Regions from separate parts of the Homo sapiens genome. Here region 2 is linked to region 1. The links are chromatin loops, found by intact Hi-C in ENCODE. Cell type or tissue: Caco-2. All regions are shown on one strand. Links, peaks and the distances in the headings refer to the core of each region. The heading gives the core; the rest is flanking DNA.

Region 1 (15,172 bases), core at 4,147-12,146:
CTGTTCATTATGACAAACTTAAAGAAACTACCCAAGGTAAAGATGAAAACCCAGCCCAGGTCATGGCTCGTTTGGCAGCAACCTTTAGACGCTATACCGCCCTAGACCCTAAAAGGTCAAAAGGCCGTCTTATTCTCAACATACATTTTATTACCCAATCTGCTCCCGACATGAAATAAAACTCCAAAAACTGGAATCTGGCCCTCGAACCCCACAACGGGACTTAATTAACCTCACCTTCAAGGTGTGTAATAACAGAAAAAAGTTGCAATTCCTTGCCTCCACTGTGAGACAAACCCCAGCCACATCTCCAGCACACAAGAACTTCCAAATGCCTGAACTGTAGCAGCCAGGCGTTCCTCCAGAACCTTCTTCCCCCAGGAACTTGCTACACATGCTGGAAATCTGGCCACTGGGCCAAGGAACGCCCGCAGCCCGGGATTCCTCCTAAGCCGCGTCCCATCTGTGTGGGACCCCACTGAAAATCGGACTGTTCAACTCACCTGGCAGCCACTCCCAGAGCCCCTGGAACTCTAGCCCAGGGCTCTCTGACTGACTCCTTCTCGGCTTACCGGCTGAAGACTGATGCTGCCTGATCGCCTCAGAAGCCCCGTAGACCATCACGGATGCCGAGCTTTAGGTAACTCACAGTGGAGGGTAAGTCTGTCCCCTTCTTAATCAGTACGGAGGCTACCCACTCCACATTACCTTCTTTTCAAGGGTCTGTTTCCCTTGCCTCCATAACTGTTGTGGGTATTGACAGCCAGGCTTCTAAGCCTCTTAAAACTCCCCCAATTCTGGTGCCAATTAGACAATACTCTTTCAAGCACTCGTTTTCAGTTATCCCCACCTGCCCAGTTCCCTTATTAGGCTGAGACACTTTAACTAAATTATCTGCTTCCCTGACTGTTCCTGGACTACAGCTATATCTCATTGCCGCCCTTCTTCCCAATCCAAAGCCTCCTTTGTGTCCTCCTCTTGTATCCCCCCACCTTAACCCACGAGTATAAGATACCTCTACTCCCTCCTTGGCGACCGATCATGCACCCCTTACCATCTCATTAAAACCTAATCACCCTTACCCCACTCAACGCCAATATCCCATTCCGCAGCACGCTTTAAAAAGATTAAAGCCTGTTATCACTCGCCTGCTACAGCATAGCCTTTTAAAGCCTATAAACTCTCCTTACAATTCCCCCATTTTACCTGTCCTAAAACCAGACAAGCCTTACAAGTTAGTTCAGGATCTGCACCTTATCAACCAAATTGTTTTGCCTATCCACCGCGTGGTGCCAAACCCATATACTCTCCTATCCTCAGTACCTGCCTCTACAACCCATTATTCTGTTCTGGATCTCACACATGCTTTCTTTACTATTCCTTTGCACCCTTCATCCCAGCCTCTCTTCGCTTTCACTTGGACTGACCCTGACACCCATTAGGCTCAGCAAATTACCTGGGCTGTACTGCCGCAAGGCTTCACAGACAGCCCCCATTACTTCAGTCAAGCCCAAATTTCATCCTCATCTGTTACCTATCTGGGCATAATTCTCATAAAAACGCACGTGCTCTCCCTGCCAATCGTGTCCTAGTGATCTCTCAAACCCCAGCACCTTCTACAAAACAACTCCTTTCCTTCCTAGGCATGGTTAGCGTGGTCAGAATTCTTACACAAGAGCCAGGACTGCACCCTGTAGCCTTTCTGTCCAAACAACTTGACCTTACTGTTTTAGCCTAGCCCTCATGTCTGCGTGCAGGGGCTGCCGCTGCATTAATACTTTTAGAGGCCCTCAAAATCACAAACTATGCTCAACTCACTCTCTACAGTTCTCATAACTTCCAAAATCTATTTTCTTCCTCATACCTGACGCATATACTTTCTGCTTCCCGGCTCCTTCAGCTGCACTCACTCTTTGTTGAGTCCCACAATTACCATTGTTCCTGGCCCGGACTTCAATCCAGCCTCCCACATTATTCCAGGTACCACACCTGACCCCCATGACTGTATCTCTCTGATCCACCTGACATTCACCTCATTTCCCCAAATTTCCTTCTTTCCTGTTCCTCACCCTGATCACGCTTGATTTATTGATGGTGGTTCCACCAGGCCTAATCGCCACACACCAGCAAAGGCAGGTTATGCTATAGTACAAGCCACTAGCCTGCCTCTTAGAACCTCTCATTTCCTTTCCATCGTGGAAATCTATCCTCAAGGAAATAACTTCTCAGTGTTCCATCTGCTATTCTACTACTCCTCAGGGATTATTCAGGCCCCCCTCCCTTCCCTACACATCAAGCTCGAGGATTTGCCCCACTCAGGACTGGCAAATTAGCTTTACTCAACATGCCCTGAGTCAGATAACTAAAATACCTCTTAGTCTAGATAAATACTTTCACTGGATAGGTAGAGGCCTTTCCTACAGGGTCTGAGAAACCACCGCAGTCATTTCTTCCCTCCTGTCAGACATAATTCCTCAGTTTAGCCTTCCCACCTCTATACAGTCTGATAACAGATGAGCCTTTATTAGTCAAATCAGCCAAGCAGTTTTTCAGGCTCTTAGTATTCAGTGAAACCTTTATATCCCTACGGTCCTCCGTCTTCAAGAATATTAGAATGGACTAAAGGTCTTTTAAAAACACACCTCACCAAGCTCAGTCACCAACTTAAAAAGGACTGGACAATACTTTTACCACTTTCCCTTCTCAGAATTCAGGCCTGTCCTGGGAATGCTACAGGGTACAGCCCATTTAAGCTCCTGTATAGACGCTCCTTTTTATTAGGCCCCAGTCTCATTCGACACCAGACCAACTTAGACTGTGCCCCAAAAAATACTTGTCATCCCTACTATCTTCTGTCTAATCATACTCCTATTCACCATTCTCAACTACTCATACATGCCCTGCTCTTGTTTACACGGCCGGTTTACACTGTTTTTCCAAGCCATCACAGCTGATATCTCTTGGTGCTATCCCCAAACTGCCACTCTTAACTCTTGAAGTAAATAAATAATCTTTGCTGGCAGGACTATGCTGAATCTCCTTAGGCACTCTCTAATCAGATATCCTGAGTCATCCCAATTCTTAGACCTTTTATACCTGTTTTTCTCCTTCTGTTATTCCATTTAGTTTTTCAATTCATACAAAACCGTATCCAGGCCATCATCAATCATTCTATACGACAAACGTTTCTTCTAACATCCCCACAATATCACCCCTCACCACAAGACCTCCCTTCAGCTTAATCTCTCCCACTCTAGGTTCCCACGCCGCCCCTAATCCCGCTTGAAGCAGCCCTGAGAAACATCGCCCGTTCTCTCTCCATACCACCCCCCAAAAATGTTCGCCGCCCCAACACTTCAACACTATTTTGTTTTATTTTTCTTATTAATATAAGAAGGCAGGAATGTCAGGCCTCTGAGCCCAAGCCAAACCATCGCATCCCCTGTGACCTGCACGTATACGCCCAGATGGCCTGAAGTAACTAAAGAATCACAAAAGAAGTGAATATGCCCTGCCCCACCTTAACTGATGACATTCCACCACAAAAGAAGTGTAAATGGCCGGTCCTTGCCTTAACTGATGACATTACCTTGTGAAAGTCCTTTTCCTGGCTCATCCTGGCTCAAGAAGCTCCCCCACTGAGCACCTTGCGACCCCCACTCCTACCCACCAGAGAACAAACCCCCTTTGACTGTAATTTTCCTTTACCTACCCAAATCCTATAAAACGGCCCCACCCTTATCTCCCTTTGCTGACTCTCTTTTCGGACTCAGCCCGCCTGCACCCATGTGAAATAAACAGCCATGTTGCTCATACAAAGCCTGTTTGGTGGTCTCTTCACACGGACGCGCATGAAATGGGCTACATGGAGAAACCCCATCTCTACAAAAAATACAAAATTAGTTGAGCATGGTGGCACAGTCCCAGCTACTCGTGAGGCTGAGGTGGGAGCATCACCTGAGCCCAGTAAGTCAAGGTTGCAGTGAGCTGTGATCGCACCACTGCACTTCAGCCTTGGCAACAGAGTGAGACCGTGTCTAAACAAACAAAAACAAAACAAAAAAACACCCAAAAACAGAAAGGGCAAATTTGCCCTTGTTCACTTGGCCAAGGTCACACAGCCATGAGGTACAGGGGCAAACAATGGACTTGGGCCACACTAATCGCAGCCGTCACCCCTACTCTGTCACATACAGGCATCTGTGTAAAAATAAAATAAAATTACAATTACAAAAATAAAGTAGGGCCAGGTGCGATGGCTCATGCCTGTAACCCCAGCACTTTGGGAGGCCGAGGCGGGTGGATCACAAGGTCAGGAGTTCAAGACCACCCTGGCCAATATGGTGAAGCCCCGTCTCTACTAAAAACACAAAAAAATTAGCCGGGTGTGGTGGCGGGCACCTGTAATCCCAGCTACTCAGGAGGCTGAGGCAGGAGAATCACTTGAACCCAGAAGGCAGAGGTTGCAGTGAGCCAAGATCGTGCCACTGCACTCCAGCCTGGGCGACACAGTGAGACTCTGTCTCAAATAAGTAAATAAATAAAATAAAATCAAAATAGACCTACCATTTGATGCAGCAATCCCACTCCTGGGTGTCTACCCAGCGGAAAAGAAGTCATTATACAGAAAAGATACTTGCACACACATGTTCATTGCCACAATTTGTAATTGCAAAAATATGGAACCAGCCCAAATGCCCATCAATCAACGAGTGGATAAAGAAAATGTGGTATATATATATATATATATGCCATGGAATACTATTCAGCCATAAAGAGGAACAAAATAATGGCATTCACAGCAACCTGGGTGGAATCCGAGGCTATTATTTTCAGTGAAGTAACTCAGGAATAGAAAACCAAACATCACATGTTGTTACTCATAAGTGGGAGCTAAGCTATGAGGTCGCAAAGGCATAAGAATGATACATTGAACTCTGGGGACTTGGGGAAAAGGTGGGAGTAGGGGTGATGGATAAAAGAGTACACATTTGGCATAGCGTGCCCTGCTCGGGTGATGGATGCACCAAAATCTCAGAAAACACCACTAAATAACTTATTAATGTAACCAAACACCACTTGCTCCCTAAGACTCTATTGAAATAAAAAATAAGGGCCAGGCATGGTGGCTCTGTGGGGAAAAGCAAGAGAGATCGGATTGTTACTGTATCTGTATAGAACGAAGTAGACATAGGAGACTCCATTTTGTTCTGTACTAAGACAAATTCTTCTGCCTTGAGATGCTGTTAATCTATGCCCTTACCCCCAACCCCATGCTCTCTGAAACATGTGCTGTGTCCACTCAGGGTTAAATGGATTAAGGGCGGTGCAGGATGTGCTTTGTTAAACAGACGCTTGAAGGCAGCATGCTCCTTAAGAGTCATCACCACTCCCTAATCTCAAGTACCCAGGGACACAAACACTGCGGAAGGCCGCAGGGACCTCTGCCTAGGAAAGCCAGGTATTGTCCAAGGTTTCTCCCCATGTGATAGTCTGAAATATGGCCTCATGGGAAGGGAAAGACCTGACCGTCTCCCAGCCCGACACCCGTAAAGGGTCTGTGCTGAGGAGGATTAGTAAAAGAGGAAGGCATGCCTCTTTGCTGTTGAGACAAGAGGAAGGCATCCGTCTCCTGCCCGTCCCTGGGCAATGGAATGTCTCGGTGTAAAACCTGATTGTATGTTCCATCTACTGAGATAGGGGAAAACCGCCTTAGGGCTGGAGGTGGGACATGCGGGCAGCAATACTGCTCCGTAAGGCATTGAGATGTTTATGTGTATGCATATCTAAAGCACAGCACTTAATTCTTTACCTTGTCTGTGATACAGAGACCTTTGTTAACGTGTTTATCTGCTGACCTTCTCTCCACTATTATCCTATGACCCTGCCACATCCCCCTCTCTGAGAAACACCCCAAAATGATCAATAAATACTAAGGGAACTCAGAGGCCGGGGGATCCTCCGTATGCTGAACGCTGGTCCCCTGGGCCCCCTTATTTCTTTCTCTATACTTTGTCTCTGTGTCTTTTTCTTTTCCAAGTCTCTTGTTCCACCTAACGAGAAACACCCACAGGTGTGGAGGGGCAACCCACCCCTTCATGCTCACGCCTGTAATCCCAGCACTTTGGGAGGCCGAGGTAGGCGGATTACCTGAGGTCAGGAGTTTGAGACCAGCCTGACCAGCATGGAGAAACCCCGTCTCTACTGAAAATACAAAATTAGCTGGGTGTGGTGGCGCATGCCTGTAATCCCAGCTACTAGGAAGGCTGAGGCAGGAGAATCACTTCAACCTGGGAGGCAGAGGGAGTGGTGAGCCGAGATCGCGCCATTGCACTCGAGCCTGGGCAACAAGAGTAAAACTCTGTTTAAAAAAAAAAAAAAATTAAGGCCGGGTGCGGTGGCTCACGCCTGTAATTCCAGCACTTTGGGAGGCCGAGACGGGCAGATTACCTGAGGTCAGGAGTTTGAGACCAGCCTGGCCAACATGGTGAAACCCTGTCTCTATTAAAAATACAAAAATTAGCCCGGCGTGGTGGTGGGTGCCTGTAATCCCAGCTACTCGGGAGGCTGAGGCAGGAGGATTACTTAAGCCCAGGAGACGGAGGTTGTAGTGAGCCGAGATCGTGCCACTGCACTCCAGCCTGACCGACAGAGTGAGACTCTGTCTGAAAAAAAAAAAAAATTATATAAATCAATACAAATAAAGTTAATGTATTTTATTTAACCCACTATATCCAAAACATTATTATTTCATGCAATCAATATGAAAAGGTTATTCACGAATTACTTTTCATTCTTTTGTTCTTGTTGTTTTTAAATTAATTCTTTTTTTATTTTTATTTTTTTTTGAGATGGAGTCTTGTTCTGTCGCCCAGGCTGGAGTGCAGTGGCGCGATGTTGGCTCACTGCAATCTCTGCCTCCCGGAATCTAGCGATTCTCCTGCCTCAGCCTTCTGAGTAGCTGGGATTACAGGTGTGCGTCACCATGCCTGGCTAATTTGTTGTGCATTTTTAGTAGAGATGGGGTTTTGCCATGCTGGTCAGGCTGGTCTCGAACTCCTGACCTCAGGTGATCCGCCCGCCTCAGCCTTCCAAAGTGCTGGGATTACAGGCGTAAACCACCGTGCCTGGCCTAAATTAATACTTTAAATTAATTAAAATGCTTTTAAAAAGTCCAGAACAGGCCGGGAGCGGTGGCTCAAGCCTCTAATCCCAGCACTTTGAGAGGCCGAGTTGGGCAGATCACCTGAGGTCAGGAGTTCGAGCCCAGCCTGGCCAACATGGTGAAACCCCGTCTCTACTAAAAATACAAAAATCAGCTGGGCTTGGTGGTGCATGCCTGCAATCCTAGCTACTCGGGAGGATGAGGCAGGAGAATCCCTTTAACCTGGGAGGCAGAGGTTGCAGGGAGCCGAGATTGTGCCATTGCACTCCAGCCTGGACGACAGAGCAAGACAACATCTCAAAAAAAAAAAAAAAAAAAACAAGAAAGAAAAACTAAAATGGTACCATGTTTTGCGTTTTTATTTTTTTTATTCTTAGTTGTTTTTTTTTTTTTTTTTGAGACATGATCTCACTCTGTCACCCAGGCTGGAGTACAGTGGTGCAATCATGACTCACTGAAACCTCAAAACTCCTGGGCTCCAGCCATCCTCCTGCCTCAGTCTCCTGAGTAGCTGGGGTTTCAGGCACGTACCAGCACATCTGGCTAATTTCTTTTTTTAATTTTTAGTAGAGATGAGGTTTCACTATGTTGCCCAGGCTGGTCTCAAACTCCCGGGCTCAAGCAATCCTCCCTCCTTGGCCTCCCAAAGTGCTGAGATTACAGGCGTGAGCAACTGTGCTTGGTCCAAATTGGTATTACGTTTTCAATTCAGGCTTCAGATAGAAGGTACCCTAGTTTTATTGCCAAGAAGAGATATAATTTCTATAAAACAACTCTCCTATCTAGCTAGTTTTAGGAACACTCCTACTGGTCAAAGTATATAAAACTAAGGGGACCAGAGTTAGCTGTAACGACCTTGGGCTCCACATATGCCTGTACTTAAGAAAATTAATGAACATTCTTGGAAGGTGGAATGCATCTTTTACACCTGAGCAAATTGAGGCTTGGGTTACACAGCTCTGCCTGGCGCATGTGATTTATTTTCTCTCTCTTTTTGTTTTTAAGACCTAGTCTTGCTCTGTTGCCCAGACTGGAGTGCAGTGGCATGATCTCAGCTCACTGCAACCTCTGCCTCCCGGGTTCAAGCAATTCTCCTGCTTCAGCCTCCCGAGTAGCTGGGATTACAGGCGCCCGCCACCATGCCTGGCTAATTTTTTTGTATTTTTAGTAGAGACGGGGTTTCACCATGTTGGCCAGGTTGGTCTTGAACTCCCAACCTCAGCTGATCCGCCCTCCTCGGCCTCCCAAAGTGCTGGGATTACAGGCGTGAGCCACCGCACCCGGCCTGGGCAAGTGATTTCTTTCTGCCTAATTGTCTAGTCATTAACCGGTAACTGAAAATCACAAACAATTTCAATCTTAGGACTGATTGCCCAGCAGTCAATTCATGCAAGATACTTTTTTTTTTAAATTGAGGCTTCCGTGGATGGTGAAAATCAAAATTGGAATGATTTTCATATGGAACAATGAAAAGCGCCCCTTTCTGAGTTTTCTAGACTGACCTCTGACCTCTGTTTCGGAGGGCCCGGCTAGGGCTGGCCTGGGACTGCAGAGGATTTTGTTTTATTTCCTGTGGACTAAATTATGATAGGATTTTAGGCACCAGTAGAGGGCGCTGAGACACAGGTGGGCGAGCAGAAGACAGGCTGTTCGAGGGGAAGTAAACCTAATCGCGTTCCCTTTAAACTTTGTAATGACTCACCACGGAGTCAACTGAGGAAGTAAAACTTAATAGGAATAGTCTCAGTGAACAATGCCATAAATTGACACGCAGCCAAGTGCCAAGTTCTGATAACAAATCAGTAAGAAATGCAAGTTAAAGGAATGCCATTGTTCCCTTAGGGGGAAAAAAACCTCTTCTTTGTTAAAGCCAGTGATGACCAGCAGAGGGTAAAGCCAGTTCAGAAGGTCAACCGGCAGTTTTAGAAATTAATATGGTCTCACGCATGAATATTCTTACAGTAATTCTACTTGGGTGATTCAACTCTGACAAAAATAGCAGAGATGTTTTCTATTATTTATTTAATTTACTTACCTTTTTGAGACAAAGTCTCGCTCTGTCGCCCAGGCTGGAGTGTAGTGGCGAAATCTGGGCTCACCGCAACGTCTGCCTCCCGGGTTCCAGCGATTCTCCTGCCTCAGCCTCCCGAGTAGCTGGGATTATAGGCACCTGCCACCGCGCCCAGCTGATTTTTGTATTTTTAGTAGAGACGCGGTTTCACCATGTTGGCCAGGCTGGTCTCGAACCGCTGACCTCAGGTGATCCACCTGCCTCTGCCTCCTAAAGTGCTGGGATTACAGGCAAAAGCCACCGTGTCCAGCCACAAACTGTCTTATCAATGGCAACTGTCTCCTGATCTGTTGGCCTCACAATAACTGAATAATAAAGCTTACGTTTTGCCAGGCGCAGTGGCTCACGCCTGTAATCCCAGCACTCTGGGAGGCCGAGGCAGGAGTATCACCTGACGTCAGGAGTTCGAGACCAGTCTGGCCAACATAGTGAAACCCCGGCTCTACTAAAAATACAAAAATTCGCCGGGTGTGGTGGCAGGCGCCTGTAATCCCAGCTATACAGGAGGCCAAGGCAGGAGAATCGCTTGAACCCGGGAGGTAGAGGTTGCAGTGAGCAAAGATTGCGCCACTGTACTCCAGCCTGGGTGACAGAGCTAGACCCTGTCTCAAAAAACAAACAAACATACAACCCCACCCCCCAAAAGACCCTACATCTTAAAACAAGAGGCAAAATTGCCCTCCGTTGAGAACCACTGTTCTAGACTTAATCTGTTAGAGTCATTTATTTATTTTATGCACAGAATAACTTTGCAAAGAGGAATGACTTTTTATTTGTTCCAGATTCTAAAATAATCTATGCAGTCTTCCGTGCAGGTTGAGATACTTAAAACTCTATCGGCAAAGGCCGGGTGTGGTGGCTCATACCTGTAATCCCAGCACTTTGGGAGGCTGAGATGGGCGGATCACGAGGTCAGGAGATCGAGACCATCCTGGCTAACACAGTGAAACCCGGTCTCCACTAAAAATACAAAAAATTAGCCTAGGAGGCAGAGCTTGCAGTGAGCTTGCAGATCATGCCACTGCACTCCAGCCTGGGTGACAGAGTGAGATTCCATCTCAAAACAAAACAAAACAAAACAAAAACTATCGGCAAAGTCACAGCCATGGCTAATTATCATACGTTTGTTCAGCAAATTCACCTTCTTTTTGCAAACATAATTTACACCGTTTAATCGGGAATTTTACACAAAAAAAAAGATTCTAGAAAACATAGCTGTCCATAACTGTCATGGTTTCCAGGTTGCAAGTTCATAATCATTTGAATTATTCAAATGAGTCTCTAAATGCTACAAAAATAATGTCTTCTACAATGACAAGTTATGGAATAAATATATAGTTGATCCTAATTTCAGGACACTTGGTATGTAAATATTTGCTCACGTTTTTCTTTGATACGTACACAAAGACTAATGAGTAAACCTGTGCTCACTTATGTCATAGCTGCTTGAAGGTTTTTGTTTTGTTTTGTTTTGTTTTTTTTGAGACCGAGTCTTGCTGTGTCACCCAGGCTGGAGTGCAGTGGCATGATCTCGGGTCACTGCAAGCTCCGCCTCCTGGGTTCACACCATTCTCTTGCCTCAGCCTCCCGAGTAGCTGGGACTACAGGTGCCCGCCACCACGCCTGGCTTTTGTGTGTGTGTGTGTGTGTGTGTGTGTGTGTGTGTGTGTGTGTGTGTTAAAAGAGACGGGGTTTCACCATGTTACTCAGGATGGTCTCGATCTCCTGACCTCGTGATCTGCCCACCTTGGCCTCCCAAAGTGCTGGGATTACAGGTGTGAGCCACCGTGCCCAGCCGAAGTTTTGTTTTTTGTGTTTTTTTTTAATTTAAGCAAACATATGGTTTTTGTTTTTTATTTATTTGTTTTTGAGACAGGGTCTTGCTCTGTTGTCCAGGCTGGAGGGCAGTGGCAAGATCACAGTTCACTGCAGCCTCAACCTTCCAGGTTCAAGCAATCCTCCCACTTCAACCCCCCAGCTGGCTGGAATTACAGGTGCACACCACTATGCCCAACTAATCTTTGTATCTTTTTGTAGAGACGGGGTCTTACTATGTTGCCCAGGCTGAAATATATGTATTTTAAGGAAAGGATGAAGTAAATAGTATTTTAGTATATAAATAAGAGTTGAGTATCCTTTATCCAAAATGCTTGGGGCCAGAAGCGTTTCGGATTTCTGATTTTTCAGATTTTGGAATAATTGCATATAACCACAACAACCAACATTTACTGAGCACCACGTACTGTGTGTCAGGCAATGATCTGAGCCCTTTACATGCATTAAGTTACGTAATCACTCAACAACCCACGAGGTGTGTATTGTCATCAGTTTCGGTCCACAAAGGGGAAGCAGAGCGGAGAGGAAACCTGCGCAGGAGTGCGCCCAATACCTTTTGCTGTGTAACAAGCCTTCCCCTCCTGTGAAAGGGCCCTATGTGCAAAGCAGCCCCCAAATACACATGGAGTTAAGAAACTGAAGAATGAGGCAAATCCAGGTTATCAATATAAAGTTTCATTTTCTTCTTCTTTATTTGAGATGGAGTCTTGCCCTGACGCCTGGGCTGGAGTGCAATGGTGCGATCTCGGCTCACTGCAACCTCCACCTCCCGGGTTCAAGAGATTCTTCTGCCTCAGACTCCTGAGTAGCTGGGATTACAGGCGCCCACCACCACGCCCAGCTAATTTTTGTATTTTTAGTAGAGATGGGGTTTCGCCATGTTGGCCAGGCTGGTCTCGAACTCCTGACCTCAGGTGATCCGCCCCGCCTCGGCCTCCCAAAGTGCTGGGATTATAGGCATGAGCCACGGTGCCCAGCCCCTCCCTCCTTTCCTTCCTTCCTTCCTTCCTACCTTCCTTCCCTCCCTCCCTCCCTTCTTTCTCTCTTTCTTCTTTTTGTGGAGAAGGAGTCCTGCTCTTTTGCCCAGGCTGGAGTGCAATGGCGCGATCTTGGCTCACTGCAACCTCCACCTGCCAGGTTTGGCGATTCTCCTGCCTCAGCCTCCCGAGTAGCTGGGACCACAGGCACCCACCATCACGGCACGGCCAACTAATTTTTGTATTTTTAGTAGAGATGGGGTTTCACCATATCGGTCAGGCTGGGTCTGGAAATCCTGACCTTGTGATCCGCCCGCCTCGGCCTCCCAAAGTGCTGGGATTGCAGGCGTGAGCCACTGCGCCCGCCTAGTTCCTGTTCTGAAGTTTTTAATAAACTTTCACTAATGCTCTAAAGCTTGCCTTGGTCTCTCCTGCCTTATTCCCCCAGTGGAATTCTTTCTTCTGAAGAGGCAAAAATGGAAGTTGCTGCAGACTCATACGCATTCTCCGCTGCTAACATACTTTGGTGCTCTGTGACTCAGATACTTTCCCTACTGACATTCAAGTACAATAAATAAAATAAAATAAAATAAAAGAATGGTAGGTCTCATCCGAAGGCTCTAGGAGAAAATCAGATTAAAAAAAGAAAGAGGCCGGGCGCGGTGGCTCACGCCTGTAATCCTGTAATCACTTTGGGAGGCCGAGGCGGGCAGATCACGAGGTCAGGAGATCGAGACCATCCTGGCTAACACAGTGAAACCCCGTCTCTACTAAAAATACAAAAAAATTAGCCGGGCGCGGTGGCGGGCACGTGTAGTCCCAGCTACCGGGAGGCTGAGGCAGGAGAATGGCGTGAACCCGGGAGGCGGAGCTTGCAGTGAACCGAGATTGCACCACTGCACTCCAGCCTGGGTGACAGAGCGAGACTCCGTCTCAAAAAATAATAATAATAAATAAATAAATAGAAAAAAGAAAAAATAGGCCGGGTGTGGTGGCTCACACCTATAACCCCAGCACTTTGGGAGGCCAAGGCAGTCAGATCACTTGAGGCCAGGCGTTCAAGACCAGCCTGGCAAACATGGTAAGACCCTCTGCTAAAAATTTAGCCAGACATGGTGGCATTCACCTGTAATCCCAGCTACTTGGGAGGCTGAGGCCCCAAATCGCAGGAGGTGGAGGTTGCAGTGAGCCGAGATCGTGCCACTGCACTTCAGCTTGGGCAACAGAGCCAGACCCTACCTAAAAAAAAAAAAAAGTTGATATTCTATGTATAATATACTATATTCTTACAATAAAGGAAGCTAGAGAAAAGAAAATGTTATCAAGAAAATCAGTGTGCGGCCGGGCACAGTGGCTCACGCCTGTAATCTCAGAACTTTGGGAGGCCGAGGTGGGTGGATCACGAGGTCAGGAGTTCGAGACCAGCCCTTATCAACATGGTAAAACCCCATTTCTAATAAAAATACAAAAATTAGCTGGGCCTGGTGGCACGCGCCTGTAATCCCAGCTACTCAGGAGGCTGAGGCAGGAGAATCGCTTGAACCTGGGAGGTGGAGTTTGCAGTGAGCTGAGATTGCGCCACTGCACTCCAGCCTGGGCCACAGAGTGACACTCCATCTCAAAAAAAAAAAAAAAAAAAAGAAAGAAAATCATAAGAAGGAGAAAGTAGTATATTCACTGTTCATTAAGTATAAGTGGATCATCATAAAGGTGTTCATCTTCATCATCTTCAGGTTGAGTAGGCTGAGGAGGAAGAGGAAGAGGAAGGCTGTCTCCGGGTGGCAGAGGAGGAAGAAAATCCCTGGATAAGTGGACCCACGCAGTTCGGACCCGTGTTGTTCAAGGATCAACTGTATACACGCTTATATTTCTCAAAAACACCCTATGAGTTCAGAGCTTGCCAGATGTAGAGGACCTCACAGTTGACAACCTGAGTGACAGCTGTCAACTCATGTGTCCTATGTCTCCCCGGTATTTATGGAGAGCCCAGCTGGGCTCCATAACCCAGTCCTTGGGGATCTGTTTCCCAAATGCCTCTCTCCAAACGTTGCCGGCTGCCAGATCTCATGTTTTACTCCTCTTCCCCTCGTTCACTCTCCTCCAGCACAGCGTTCATTTTACTCTTTTTAGAACAGGCAAAACACACTCCCACCTCCAGGCATCCGGATCTGCTATTCCCTCCACCAGAGATGCTCTCCTTGGAGGCATGCGGGCCCCACATCAAGCACTGTCTCTGGAGAGGCTTTCTCTCGTCACCTCTCCTAGAATTGCATTGGTTACTCCTGCTCTCATGCCCAGCTTTTTTTCTTTATCACACACGTCACTGTCTGACATAGTGTGACATGTCTGTGTGTTCCTGTGGGTAATTATTGGTCTTCCCTTAAAGTGCAGGAATGCCATGAGGACAGGGACTTTTTTTGTTTTTGTTTTAAGACAGGGTCTGTCTCTATCACCCAGGCTGGAGGGCAGTGATGTGATCACTGCTCACTGCAGCCTTAACTTCCCTGGGTTCAAGCAATTCTCCCATCTCAACCTCCCGAGTAGCTGGGACCACAGGCACATGCCATCATGCCCGGCTAATGTTTGTATCTTTTTTTTGTAGAGACAGGGTCTTGTCATGTTGGCCAGGCTGGTTTCGAACTCCTGGCTTCAGGTGAACCACTGCCTCGGCCTCCCAAAGTGCTGGGATTACAGGCATGAGTCACCATGTCTGGCTAAGGGGACTTTGTTCTTTTTTTTTTTTTTTCCGGAGACAGTCTCACTCTGTCACCCAGGCTGGAGCGTGCAGTGCTGTGATCTCGGCTCACTGCAACCCTCTGCCTCCCGGGTTCAAGCGATTCTCCCGCTTCAGCCTCCCGAGTAGCTGGGACTACAGGCGTGCACCACCACACTCAGCTCAGTTTTTGTATTGTTAGTAGAGACGGGGGTTTTGCCATGTTGCCCGGGCTGGTCTTGAACACCTGGGCTCAAGTGATCCTCCCACCTCGGCCTCCCAAAATGCTGGGATTACAGGTATGAGCCACCACGCCCGGCCTAGAGGACTTTATTTTCTTCATGGCTGTATCTGCAGTGCCCGTCTGTAACAGGGCACAATGCACTCTAGGATACTTGCCGAGTGAGGGA
Region 2 (14,056 bases), core at 6,042-14,041, 250 kb after region 1:
CCTGTAATCTCAGCACTTTAGGAAGCCAAGGTGGGCAGATCACATGAGGTCAGGAGTTTGAGACTAGCTGGCCAACATGATGAAACCCTGTCTCTACTAAAAATACAAAAATTACCCGGGCATGGTGGCACGTGCCTGTAATACCAGCTACTCAGGAGGCTGAGGCAGGAGAATCACTTGAACCTGGGAGGTGGAGGTTATAATGAGCTGAGATCATGCCACTGCTGTCCAGCCTGGGTGACATAGCAAGACATTGTCTCAAAAAATACATAAATAAATAATAAATAAACTTATGGTGAAACTGAATCCCTAATGTGGCCGTATTGATAGGTCGGGCATTTAAGAGGTGATTGGGTCATGAGGACTCTTTTCTCATGAATGAACTAATCCATTCATGGATTAATGATTAATGGATTAGTGAGTTAATGGATTAATGGGTTACCCTGGGAGTGAGACTGGTGGCTTTATCAGAAGAGGAAGAGAGACTTAAGTAGCACGCTCAGCTCTTTTGCCCTGTGATGCCCTGTGCCACCTCGGAACCCTCCAGAGAGTCCCCAACAGCAAGAAGGTCCTCACCAGATGCAGCCCCTCCACCTTGGACTTTCCAACCTCCATTAACTACAGGAAATAAATTCCTTTTCTTTATAAGTTATCTGGTTTCAAGTGTTCTGTTCTAAGCAACAGAATACAGACTAAGACACAGACACCAATGCATAGCTTCTGATTTAACAGAATTGTTTTTACAAGCATTTATTCTGCTTGGAAATTCAGATGTCAATCATAAGATTGTTACCAGGGCAACAAAATATTAAGTAAGACCACCAAATGGCACCAAGGTTTCTCCTTCAAAATAATGATTGCAATACTGGCAATAATTTCTAATGTCTTTGGACTCCTACAAGATTATTTTGTGCAAATTACACTTCAAAGCACAGATTTATGGAACCACAGAATGGAACACTGGCTGCTGTAATAAATATCCATAGATCTCCATACTACATAAGACTATAAAACACATTTAGAGCCTTTTTAATATTCTCAGTTTATTAACTTATCAATCCACATTCCGTTTTTTTGTTTGTTTGTTTTGTTTTGTTTTTTTACTTTAAGTTCTAGGGTACATGTGCATAATGTACAGGTTTGATACATGTGCCATGTTGGTTTGCTCCACCCATCAAGTTATCATTTACATTAGGTATTTCTCCTAATGCTATCCCTCCCCCAGCCCCCCACCCCACTCTGTTTTTTTTTTTGTTTTTTTTTTTTTAAGACAGGGTCTCACTGTGTCACCCAGGTTGGAGTGCAGTGGTGTGATCTCGACTCACTGCAACCTCTGCCTCTCGGGTTCAAGTGATTCTCTTGCCCCAGCCCTCCCAAGTACAAGGAATTACAGGGTTGTGCCACCACGCTGGGCTAATTTTTGTACTTTTAGTAGAGACAGTGTTTTGCCATGTTGGCCAGGGCTGGTCTCGAACTTCTGGGCCCAAGTGATCCGCCTGCCTCGACCTCCCAAAGTTCTGGGATTACAGGTGTGAACCACCATGCCTCGCCTAAACTACATTCTTGAATTAGTTTTATGGCACAGAATATCTTTTTCTCCTCTCTCAATGCCCTCTCTCTCTCTAGCTCCCTCTCCTCCCCTACAGCTGCAAAGAAGAGATCTTCTTAATCCATTTCTTAAACTTCTTTTGATCAATTATAAAGAATTTTTTTTTTAGATGGAGTCTCACTCTGTCACCCAGGATGGAGTACAATGGCACAATCTCAGCTCACTGCAACCTCTGCCTCCCGGGTTCAAGTGATTCTCCTGCCTCAGCCTCCCAAGTAGCTGGGACTACAGGCATGTGCCACTATGCCCAGCTACTTTTTTTTTTTTTTTTTTTGTATTTTTAGTAGAGACGGGGTTTCACCATGTTAGCCAGGATGGTCTTGATCTCCTGACCTCATGATCCGCCCACCTCAGCCTTCCAAAGTGCTGGGACTACAGGCGTGTGCCACTACACCCGGCTACTTTTTTTTTTGTGTGTGTGTGTGTTTAGTAGAGATGGAGTTTCACCATGTTAGCCAAGATGGTCTCGATCTCCTGACCTTGTGATCCGCCCGCCTCAGCCTCCCAAAGTGCTGGGATTACAGGTGTAAGCCACTGTGCCCGGCCAATTATAAATATTTTTTAAGGCTAAACTCTGGAATTTTGCTAGTTAGCCTTAAAAGCACAAAGCAGGCCTATAAAGTTCAATTTTACTGGTAGAAAGCAAGAAATGGATGAATAGGATGTTCGCTGACAACCATGCAATTGAAACCTCCTTTGCAAAAATTACGAGAGTGAGCAAAGGATGGCAGTGAAGGAGATCGGATCTGGCCAGCCCCTACCTTGCCTTTGGCCCTCAAACTGCCTGTAGTTATTCCTGGGTTTAGGCTAATCTGACTTGTCTCTTTGGGAGACATTTATTTTATTTTCTTTTATATTTCCTTGAGACGGAGTCTCGCTCTGTAGCCCGGGCTGGAGTGCAGTGGTGAGATCTCGGTTCACCGCAACCTCTGCATCCTAGTTCAAGGGATTCTCCTGCCTCAGCCTCCAGAGTAGCTGGAATTACAGGTGCCTGCCACCATGCCCGACTAATTTTTGTATTTTTAGTAGAGACGGGGTTTCACCATGTTGGCCAGGCTGGTCTGAAACTCCTGACCTCAAGTGATCCGCCCGCCTTGGCCTCCCAAAGTGCTGGGATTAGAGGAAAGAAGGAAAGGAAGGAAAAGAAAGGAAAAGAGAGGAGAGGAGAGGGGAGGGGAGGGGAAGGGAGAGAAAGGAAAGGAAAGGGAGAGAAAGGGAAGAGAGAAAGAAAGAAGAAAAGAGAGAAAGAAAGAAAGAAAGAAAAGAAAAAGAAAGAAAGAAAAAGAAAGAAAGAAGAAAAAAGAAAAGAGAAAAGGAAGGAGGGAGGGAGGGAGGCAAGGAAGGAAGGAAGCAAGAAAGAGAGAAAGAGAAAAGAGGCTCCTTATAAACAACAAAAGACACCCTTCTCACCAAGGGTTTTTGGAAATTCCAGAGTGATGGGGTGAGAAGGGTGTCTTTGGAACCAAAGCTGAAGACCAAGTACATATTTCTTACTATATCACGGTATCACGGGAGGTAAAACGGAGGTGTCCTTGAAGCAGCTCCTCCCCAGCCCCCAATCCTCTTGTGTGCCCGGAGGATCAGAAGAGGTCCCGCCGAGACTCAGCTTAGCTGTGGTTCAAGCCTCTGATTGCGTGGATAAGTACCAGGTTTCCAGAGTGCCAGGGCGGGGCTGCCCCTTGCGGTGGCATTAACTTTCCATGGCTATTTAAAATCAGCAGAGGACACACGATCTTCAGATGGGTCCTGTTTTACTTCCATATTTTCTCCTAGAGAGAAGAAAAATCATTAAACTTTTTTTTGTTTGTTTTTTGTTTTTTTGTTTTATTCGTTGTTTTTCTTTTTTTTGGGACGGAGTCTCGCTCTGTGGCCCAGGCTGGAGTGCAATGGCGTGTATCAGCTCACTGCAACCTCTGCCTCCAGGGTTCAAGTGATTCTCCTGCCTCAGCCTCCCGAGTAGCTGGGATTACAGCTTTGTATTTTTAGTAGAGTCGGGGTTTCACTATATTGGCCAGGGTGGTCTCCAACTCCTGACCTCAGGTGATCTGCCTGCCTTGGCCTCCCAAAGTGCTGGGATTACAGGCGTGAACCACCGCACCTGGCCTACTGTATTTTTTTTTTTTTTGAATAGAGAAGGGAGTCTCAAACTCTTGGCCTCAAGCCATCCTCCTGCCTCAGCTTCCCAAAATGCTGGGATTACGAGTGAGCCACTGCACCTATCCCACCCCCTCCCACCCTCATTTTTAGAAGGGCACAGGCTAGAGACCATATTTCCATCAGTCACTTTTGCGGCTAGACCTGGCCATGAGACTAAGTTCTAGCCAATGGGATGCGATAGGAAGATATATGCTCAAATTCTAGGTCCTGCTCTTAAAAAATAATTGTGTGGGCCGGGCGCAGTGGCTCACGCCTGTAATTCCAGTACTTTGGGAGGCTGAGGCAGGCGGATCACGAGGTCAGGAAATCGAGACCATCCTGGATAACACGGTGAAACCCCGTCTCTACTAAAAATACAAAAAAAATTAGCCGGGTGTGGTGGTGGACGCCTGTAGTCCCAGCTACTCGGGAGGCTGAGGCAGGAGAATGGCGTGAACCCGGGAGGCGGAGCTTGCAGTGAGCCGAGATCGCGCCACTGCACTCCAGCCTGGGCGACAGAGCAAGACTCCAACTCGGAAAAAAAAAATAATAATAATTGTGTGAGCCCTTTTCTCTCTGTCCTCTCCACTTTCTTGGGGCTCAGAACCAGAAATTAAAGCTACATGTTGATAAAAGCAAAACCATCCCACCTTAACAAGTAAATCGTTGAGATTGCCCAGTGATTTACTGTTAAGTGAGAGAGAGGTACATTTATATCTAGTTTTTTTCCGGTGGTGAAGGAGATTCTTTTTTTCTCTCTCTCTCTCTTTTTTATGAGATGGAGCTTGGCTCTTGTTGCCCAGGCTGGAGTGCAATGGCACGACCTCGGCTCAGTGAAACCTCCGCCTCCCGGGTTCAAGTGATTCTCCTGCCTCAGCCTCCCGAGTAGCTGGGATTACAGGCATGCACCACCACACCAGGCTAATTTTTTGTATTTAGTAGAGACAGGGTTTCACCATGTTAATCAGGCTGCTCTCGAACTCCTGACCTCAGGTGATCCACCTGCCTTGGCCTCCCAAAGTGCTAGGATTACAGGTGTGCGCCACTGCACCTGGCCGGGAGATTCTTTTTTACAACAGCTTAAAGTGCTCTGTAACCAATACACTATGCAGTGATTTGGTTAATACTTTGTGAGTTCCATGAGTGCAGGGTTTACGTCTGCTATTGCTCCCCACTGGACCGCCGGACTCTAGCACAATGCCATGCACGGTAGACATTGAATACATGAGTGATACGAGGATGAATGAGACTAGGGGAAATCAGTGGAAGCCCTAGGCCTGGCGCAGTGACTCACTCCTGGAATCCCAGCACTTTGGGAGGCCAAGGAAGGAGGATGGCTTGAGGCCAGGCATTCAAGACCAGCCTGGACAACATGGTGAGACCCCATAGCTATAAAAAGTAAACAATTAGCCGGGCGCGGTGGCTCACGCCTGTAATTCCAGCACTTTGGGAGGCCGAGGCGGGTGGATCACGAGGTCAATAGATCGAGACCATCCTGGCCAACATGGTGAAACCCCATCTCTACTAAAAATACAAAAGTTAGCTGGGCGTGGTGGTGGCACACGCCTGTAATCCCAGCTACTCGGGAGGCCGAGGCAGGAGAATCGCTTGAACCCAGGAGGCGGAGGTTGCAGTGAGCCGAGATCGCGTCATTGCACTACAGCCTGGCAACAGAGCGAGACTCCATCTCAAAAAAAAATAATAATAATAATAGTAATAATAAATTGGCCAGGCGTGGTGATGGCAGTGTTGTCATTGCTTTAAGAGGCAGGAACAGGGGGAAAAGACCCAGCAGTCTAACCACACAGACAAGTCCCAAGTTAAGCACTTCTGTGTGACTTGGGGGCTGTTGATAAAGATCAGAAATAACCTATGTGGATCACCCAGCAAAATGACCAGTATGAAAAGATGTTCAGTGGTAGAAAATGAAATAAGCATTGTGACTACAACTCACTCAATAAGCATTCATTGAACACTGGTCACTGGTAAACTGCTATGAAGAAATCTCAGCTGGGTGCAGTGGCTCACGCTTGTAATCCCAGCACTTTAAAGGGAGACCAAGGTGGGCAGATGGATCACTTTAGGTCAAGCGTTCGAGAACAGCCTGGCCAACATGGTGAAACCCCATCTCTACTAAAAACACAAAATTAGCCGGGCATGGTGGCAGGTGCCTGTAATCCCAGCTACTTGGGAGGCTGAGGCAGGAGAATCGTTTGAACCCGGGAGGTGGAGATTGTAGTGAGCTGAGATCACAACACTGCACTCCAACCTGGGAAACAGAGCAAGACTCCATCTCAAAAAGAAAAAAAATCTCAAGCTTATTGGATAGATAAATGCACAGGTAGATAGATGGATATTGAATGAATAAATAGTTCAGTGGATTAAAAACTGGTTAATGAAGAAATGGATGGGTAAATGGATGGAAATATGAATGAATGCATGATGGATAAGGACAAATGAAATAGACAAATGTACAAATGAAAGCAAAGGAAAAAGAGATGCTCAATAGAAATGAATAAGGATGAGAATCAATGCTAGACATGAATGAGTGAATGGTGAATGAAGGAGTGATTGAATGGATGAATACATGGAGTTAAGTTGAAGTACAAACTCGGCCAAGACTTCTTTTTCTCTGCTTTGGGTGGAAATACATTTTAAAAAAAAGAGGGCCGGGCACGGTGGCTCATGCCTGTAATCCCAGCACTTTGGGAGGCTGAGGCGGGCGGATCACCTGAGTTTGGGAGTTCGAGGCCAGCCTGACCTACACAGAGAAACCCTGTTTCTACTCAAAATACAAAATTAGCCAGGTGTGGTGGCTCACACCTGTAATCCCAGCTACTCGGGAGGCTGAGGCAGGAGAATCACTTGAACCTGGGAGGCGGAGGTTGTGGTGAGCCGAGATGGCGCCATTGCACTCCAGCCTGGGCAACAAGAGCGAAAGTCCACCTCAAAAAAAATAAAATAAAATAAAATAAAATAAAAAAAGAGGGAAAAAGGAAAAAAAAAGACTCCCTGATGTGCCACTGACTTCCTGTACATGTTTAGGTAAACTTAATATCACCTCTCTTTCCACCATTTTCCCATTTATAAAGTGGGAAGACTGGATTTGATGACATCACAGCCTCATCCAGGTCTGGTGCCTTCCTTATAACCTGCGTCTCTTCTTTATTCTTTTTTTTTTTTTTTTTTTTTTGAGACGGAGTTTTGCTCTGTCACCCAGGCTGGAGTGTGCAGTGATGCAATCTCGGCTCACTACAACCTCCGCCTCCTGGGTTCAAGCAATTCTCCTGCCTCAGCCTCCCGAGTAGCTGGGATTACAGGCGCCCGCCACCATGCCCGGCTAATTTTTGTATTTTTAGTAGAGACGGGGTTTTACCATGTTGTCCAGGCTGGTCTCGAACTTCTGACTTCGTGATCCACCTGCCTCAGCCTCCCAAAGTGCTAGGATCACAGGTGTGAGCCAGCACCCCCGGCTTATTCCTTTTTTAAAATTGTTATTATTTCCCACAGCCACATATGCCGGGGAGGTTGTCCCACATATGTTCTACCAAGGCCCCTCTGGCACTGAGATCAAACCCCGGAAGACCCGCTCAGTCTCTCCTCCCGTCTTTTCAACACGTTAGCGCCCCCAGGTGGCTAATTAGACTTCAAAATTCAGTTCTTGAGGCGGGCGGATCACTTGAGGTCAGGAGTTCAAGACCAGTCTGGTCAACATGGTGAAACCCCGTCTCTACTAAAAATACAAACATTAGCCGGACATGGTGGTACGCACCTGTAATCCCAGCTATTCGGGAGGCCGAGGCAGGTGGATCACTTGAGGTCAGGAGTTCGAGACCACCCTGGCCAATTTGGCAAAACTCCATCTCTACTAAAAATACAAAAATTAGCTGGGCGTGATGGCGCACACCTGTAATCCCAGCTACTCAGGAGACTGAGGCACGAGAATCACTTGAACCCGGGAGGCGGATGTTGCAGTGAACCGAGATCACGCCACTGCACTCCAGCCTGGGTGGAGTGAGATCTTCTCTCAAAAAAAAGAAAGAAAGAAAGAAAGAAAAAGTCGTGCTTGATTATGCTTGATGGCAAAAAGGTGAGACCTTCCTTTCGGCACTGAGTCTGGTAGAAATCGGTGTTACAGGGTAGCTAACATTTATTGAACACTTACTACGGGCCAGTTACTGCTTTAAATGTTTTATGTGTATTACCCACTGACTCCTACAACAATCCTATGAAGTGGGTTTTATCAGTGCATCCATTTTACCGTCAAGGCAAGAGAGAGTTGGGGAAGGGCGCTTTCTGAATGCTGCTACCGTGTCCAGAGTTGGTTCCTTCCTGTGGGTTTGTGGTCTCGCTGACTTTAAGAATGGAGCCAGGGACCTTCGTGGTGAGTGTTACAGCGCTTAAAGATGGCACGGACCTAAAGAGTTAGCAGCAGCAAGATTTATTGTGTAGAGCAAGAGAACAAAGCTCCCACAACGTGGAAGCAGACTCTGGTGGGGTGCCGCGCTCGCCAGCTTTTATTCCCTTATTGTCCCCGCCCGTGTCCTGCTGATTGGTCCATTTTACAGAGCGCTGATTGGTCCATCTTACAGAGTGCTGATTGGTCCATTTTACAATCCTCTTGTAAGACAGAAAAGTTCTCCAGGTCCCCATTCAACCCAGGAAGTCCAGCTGGCTTCACGTCTCACTACTACCTTTCTGTAGCTGCTACTACTACAGTGAGTAGACGGCAGTGCTGGGATTCGAACCCTCTGTCTTCTGGCTTGGAAGTCTTAACCACTAATCGCGTCTTCCTTTCAGCTACTCCTTGGGAAAGGCCTGGAAAGAAGCTACAGCACAGGGCACAGCGGGGTCTAAGGACCGTTCCGCGGAGCTCAGCCAGCAGGACTGTGGGGCTGCAGGAAAGGACAGTCCAGCCCAGGGTCCCAGCTTCTCCGCCACTCAGGTTGGAAGTCTCGGGCTGCAGTGCTCCTGGGGCTCAGGGGCGGATACCAGCAGGAGCGCGGTTCTGACTGCGCCAGTCAAAAGTGACCAGCGCGCCCAGGGAGATGAGGACCAGCCCGGCCAGCCCCAGGCGGACTAGGTTCCCCCGGGTGTAGTCGGAGGAGCCAGAGTCTGCGGGCGGAGCCGGGAGAGAGGGGCCATCAGCTCCCGGACCCCAAAGTCTGGGCCCTGAACTCCAGGTTTCCAGCCCCTGGGGTGGACTTAGGGACCTGACTCTACAGTCTCAAAGTTGAGGGGGAGTCGATGGAGGCTTCAACTCCTGGGTCCAGGAAGAAGGGGCTGGGGCCTGGACTGCTGGATCAGGAAGGAGGGGCTGGGGGCCTGGAGTCCTGGGTCCAGGAAGGAGGGGCTGGGGGCCTGGAGTCCTGGGTCTGAGGGAGGAGGTACTGGGGCCCGGGAATCCTGGGTCTGAGGGAGGAGGAGCTGGAGGACTAGACTCCTGGATCTGAGGGAGGAGGGGCTGGGTCCCAGGAATCCTGGGTCTGAGGGAGGAGGGGCTGCAGGACTAGACCCCTGGGTCTGAAGGAGGAGAGGCTGGGGGCCTGGGCTCCTGGGTCTGAGGGCGGAGGTCCTGGGGCCTGCATTCCTGGGGCGGAGGAGGCGGGCCGGGCCTCAGGGCCCTCACCTTCCCAGCTGATGACCAGCACCTCGCTGCGCTGCGACAGCACGTAGGGCGCGGAGGGCGTGTGATAGTAGCAGCTGTAGGTGCCGGGGGCGCGGGCGCCCAGCAGCGTGAAGTCGGCCCAGGGCTGCGCGGAGTGGCGGTACTGCAGCGGGGCCGCCACGCCCTCGCGGTACAGCACGAAGCTCATGTTCCGCAGGCGGCCCGCGCAGCGCAGGCTCACGTTGGCGCCAGGACCCACCACCGGCCCGGGCAGCGCCACCAGCGACGGCCGCGGCAGCTCCTCTGCAGAGACGGGGTGAGAGTCCGGGGCCGCGTGAGCGTCTTCCGCTCGCTCGCTCGCTCTGTTTCTCCTTCTCCTCTGTCTCTCGCTTTCTCTGTGCCTCTCTCTCTCTTTCTGCCTCTCTTTCTCTCTGCCTGTCTCTCTCTCTGTCTGCCTCTCTCTCTGCCTCCCTCTCTCTCTGCCTCCCTCTCTCTGCCTCCCTCTCTCTCTGCCTCCCTCTCTCTCTGCCTCCCTCTCTCTCTGCCTCCCTCTCTCTCTGCCTCCCTCTCTCTCTGCCTCCCTCTCTCTCTGCCTGCCTCTCTCTCTGCCTGCCTCTCTCTCTGCCTCCCTCTCTCTGCCTCCCTCTCTCTCTGCCTCCCTCTCTCTCTGCCTCCCTCTCTCTCTGCCTCCCTCTCTCTCTGCCTCCCTCTCTCTCTGCCTGCCTCTCTCTCTGCCTCCCTCTCTCTCTGCCTCCCTCTCTCTCTGCCTCCCTCTCTCTCTGCCTCCCTTTCTCCTTCTGCCTCTTTCTCTCTCTCTCCCCCCGCACTGTACCTCTCTCTCTCTCTGCTCCCCTGTCTCTCTCTCTCCCCCTAGTGTCTCTGTATCTGTCTTTTCTTGTGTCTGTGAATCTGTTTGCCCGCCTCGCTCTGTCTCTCTTTCCCTATATCTCTCTGTCCCTCCCCCAACTCCCTTGTTCCACCCACTTCTCCTCCCCGACCCCAGGACCTCACCTGTCACCAGCAGCTCCAGGACATCGCTGGGCTGGGACCAGACACCCGGCCCCCAGTCTGGCCTTCGGTAGCAGCAGCGGTAACTTCCCCCTTGGGCTGGAGTCACCTCCTCCAGAAAGAATTCTGCCAGCTCGGAGGACACATCCCGGAAGAGAAGGGGAGCGATCTCTCCAGGCTTGAAAAGTCCAAATCTCCAAGCGGGTTGGGGTGCCCGGCATCTCAAGGTCACGTTGACCCCAGGGGTCACAACTGTAGCCGGCTGAGCTCCCAGCCATGGCTTAGGGTGGTATGAAGCTGGGGGGACTGAATAAACGGGGCTGCCTGGGTCCTCGGGCCTCCTGGGAGCCCCAGAAGATGAAAGGGAAGTTGGGGAAGGAGGAAAATCACCTTGGACAATTACTGCCCCTTTCTTAGCCTCAGTTTCCTGTTTGTAAAATCAGGGAGAGACTGGACTACAATCAAGCCTTGTTAAAACCAGGTGCAAATCAGAGGGGCAGGACAGAAACTTCTGAGCTTTACTCCACAGTTTGTAAACACAGTTTCAAAAGGTCAGGTCCCAGAACTCTGTAATTTTATTATTATTATTATTTTTAAGTAATGAGATGGGAGGGGGCGGTCTCCCTATGTTGAGCAGGTTGGTCTTAAACTACTGGCCTCAAGCAATCCTCCCACCTCGGCCTCCCAAAGTGCTAAGTTTACAAGCTTGTGCCACCACACCCAGACTTTTTTTTTTTTTTTTTTTTTTTTTTTTGAGGCAGGGTCTTGCTCTGTTGCTCAGGCAGGAGTGCAGTGGCATGTTCTCAACTCACTGCAGCCTCAATCTCTTGGGCTCAAACAGTCCTCCACCTCAGCCTCCTGAGTACCTGGGACCACAGGCACATGCCACTACACCAGGCTAATTTTTTTTTTTTTAATTTTTAGTAGAGACGAGCATTCGCTATATTGCCCAGGCTACTCTTGAACTCTTGGGCTCAAGCAATCCTCCCACCTCGGCCTCCCAAAGTGCTGGGATTACAGGTGTGAGCCACCACGCCCAGCCAGAACTCTAATTTTAAATAGCTTTCCAGAATATTTGCAATATAGTATTTCAAGAGTTGCCAAAACTTGCTATTTGGAAAAGAAAAATGTTGGATCCCTACCTCATACCATTTCCCAAAACAACTTCCAGATTAATTAAAGACCCTGTGTTTCTTTTTTTTTAAACTATAAAAGTATTCAAAAAACTATAGGAAAATATATTTGTCTTGGGGTAAGGAAGGCTTCTTAAAATATAAAATAAAAAGTTGTATGGAAGATTAATTAATTTGACCACTTCAAATTTCTTAAGTTGTGTATGCTAAAAGACAAAACTAGAGGACAAATGATAGTACTGGCAGATATCACTTATTCACAAATCACACAAATTAAGAGTACAGGAAGGCTGTTGGGTCCGGTGGCTCACAGCTGTAATCCCAGCACTTTGGGAGGCCAAGGTGGGTGCATCACCTGAGGTCAGGAGTTCAAGACCAGCCTGACCAACATGGTAAAATCCCATCTCTACTAAAAACAGAAAAATTAGCCAGGCGTGGTAGTGCTAGCTTGTAGTTCCAGCTGTTTGGGATGCTGAGTAGGAGAATTACTTGAACCCTAGAGTCGGAGGCTGCAGTTAGCTGAGATCATGCCACTGCACTCCAGCCTGGGCAACAGAGTGAGAACTCCATGGTGGCATGCACTTTGGGAGGCTGAGGCTGGAGGATTGTCTGAGCCCAGGAATTCAAAGCTGCAGTGAGCTATGATAGAGCCACCGTACTCCAGCCCGGGTGACACAATGAGACCCCATCTCTAAAAATGAATAAAAATAAGGGTCGGGTGAGGGGGCTCATGTTTGTAATCCCAACACTTTGGGAGGCTGAGGCAGAGGGATCACCTGAGGTCAGGAGTTCCAGACCAGCCTGACCAACATGGGGAAACCCTGTCTCTACTAAAAATACAAAAATTATCCGGGCATTGTGGTGTGTGCCTGTAGTCCCAGCTACTCAGGAGGCTGAGGCAGGAGAATCCCTTGAACCCAGGAGGTGGTTGCAGTGAGCCGAGATTGCACCACTGCACTCCGGCCTGGGCGACAGAGAGAAACTGGTCTCAAAATAAATAAATAAATAAATAAAATAAATAGGTAGAGATAGCTATAGCGACACTGAAATATCTCCAAAAGAGTTTTTTTTGTTTGTTTGTTTGTTTTTGAAGTGGAGTCTTGCACTGTCACCCAGGCTGGAGTGCAGTGGCGCGATCTCAGCTTACTGCAACCTCTGCCTCCTGGGTTCAAGCGATTCTCTTGCCTCAGCCTCCTGAGTAGCTGGGATTACAGGTGCGTCCCACCACACCCGGCTAATTTTTTTTTTTTTTTTTTTTTTTTAGTAGAGACGGGGTTTCACCACATTAGCCAGGATGATCTCGATCTGACCTTGTGATCCGCCCGCCTCTGCCTCCCAAAGTGCTGGGATTACAGACGTTGGCCATTGCGCCCAGCCCAAGATCCTATTTCTTAAGCCCTGTACTGTGCCAGGCTCAGGGTTTTGCACATGTGATTTGATGAGATCTCACAGCGGCCCATTTTACAGAGAAGGAAATGGAGTCTTAGCAAGCTGTGACTTGTTCTAGGTCATATGGTCACATATAAATGAATACGATGGTGAAACTGAGGTCCTAGCTTAGGCCTCTGCCTCAGAAGTTCCTGGTCTTCAGTACTCACCTATAATGGCCACTAAGGGGAATGAGAAAAGAAGGAAGGAATGGAGGGAGGGAGGAAAATAAGGATATCTGGGATGGGATTGGGCACCAAAATAAAATCTGAGTAATTGGAAAAGGGGTGTCAGCAACAAAAGGAGAGTGGATGGGGTGGCTACTCACCAGACGGAGTGATGTCTGTGTGACACAGAGGCCCTGTAGGAGGTTGAGGGACTAGTTTCTTTTTCCTTTTTTTTTTTTTGTCTGAGGCAGAGTCTCACTCTGTCGCCCAGGCTGGAGTGTAGTGGTGTGATCTCAGCTCACTGCAACCTCTGCCTCCCAGGTTCAAGTGATTCTCCTGCCTCAGCCTCCGTAGTAGCTGGGACTACAAGTGCCCGCCACCACACCAGGCTAATCTTTGTATTTTTAGTAGAGAGGGGTTTCGCCATGTTGGTCAGGCTGGTCTTGAACTCCTGTCCTCAGGTGATCCACCCGCCTCGGCCTCCCAAAGTGCTGGGCCTCGGCTCCCACAGGCATGAGCCGCTGCGCCCAACAGCGAGTTCTTTTCAAAACCCTTTGTGGCCAGCCCCATCTCATTGGTAACCCAGGAATCTGAGTTCCCAGCTCCTATCTCCTCTGGGAAATGAGAATCTTATCCCTCCCTCCTCCTGTCTCAGTAGGCAGAAATTTGGACATCCATTGCCCACCTACCGAAGAAGTCTGAACGCAGACCCCTCTGGCCTGGGCAACCAAGAGTTCAGGCCCTTGAACTCCACCTTTCCAGGGAACAATGATCGTAGAGTTTCTCCTCTCACGAGTTCAGGAATCTGGGTCCCCATTTCCCTCTTCTCTCAGGAGCTAAGAGCCCTGTTCCCAGCCCCCTTTTCCCAGGGAATCAGGAGTCCTGGCTTCCATCCCCCTCCCATATAAGAATCTGGGAGTCCTCCCTGTCTCCTGACCTCTTCCTGCCTCAAGAACCAGAGATACCT

Evidence for each region. Hi-C counts contacts between places; a loop is a spot of excess contacts. Peaks named below come from ENCODE experiments on the same cell type or tissue, not always from the same donor. Only the 100,000 strongest peaks of a DNase experiment are listed, where the experiment ranks them.
Region 2: a loop joins it to region 1, with 17 times the contacts of the local background. A loop is called at or near these places in 8 of 110 quality-filtered maps.

What each region holds. Positions count from the first base shown.
Region 1 is chr19:53,833,494-53,848,665 of GRCh38, forward strand. No RefSeq gene overlaps it. Among named protein-coding and RNA genes, the nearest start is that of NLRP12, 17 kb to the left of the region's middle. RefSeq lists enhancers at 680-1,447, 2,988-3,757, 6,064-6,833, 6,834-7,601. In Caco-2, for the core only: a CTCF peak has its summit at 8,820 (motif pointing right); DNase peaks (open chromatin) are centred at 5,611 and 8,788.
Region 2 is chr19:54,086,498-54,100,553 of GRCh38, forward strand. It overlaps OSCAR (osteoclast associated Ig-like receptor), which reads right to left. Exons shown (of 5, transcript NM_133169.6): 2 at 13,251-13,283; 3 at 10,365-10,667; 4 at 9,375-9,656; 5 at 8,171-8,860. The coding sequence ends at 8,724. Among named protein-coding and RNA genes, the nearest start is that of OSCAR, 7.3 kb to the right of the region's middle. In Caco-2, for the core only: a CTCF peak has its summit at 10,203; DNase peaks (open chromatin) are centred at 9,504 and 10,364; H3K4me3 peaks cover 838 bases.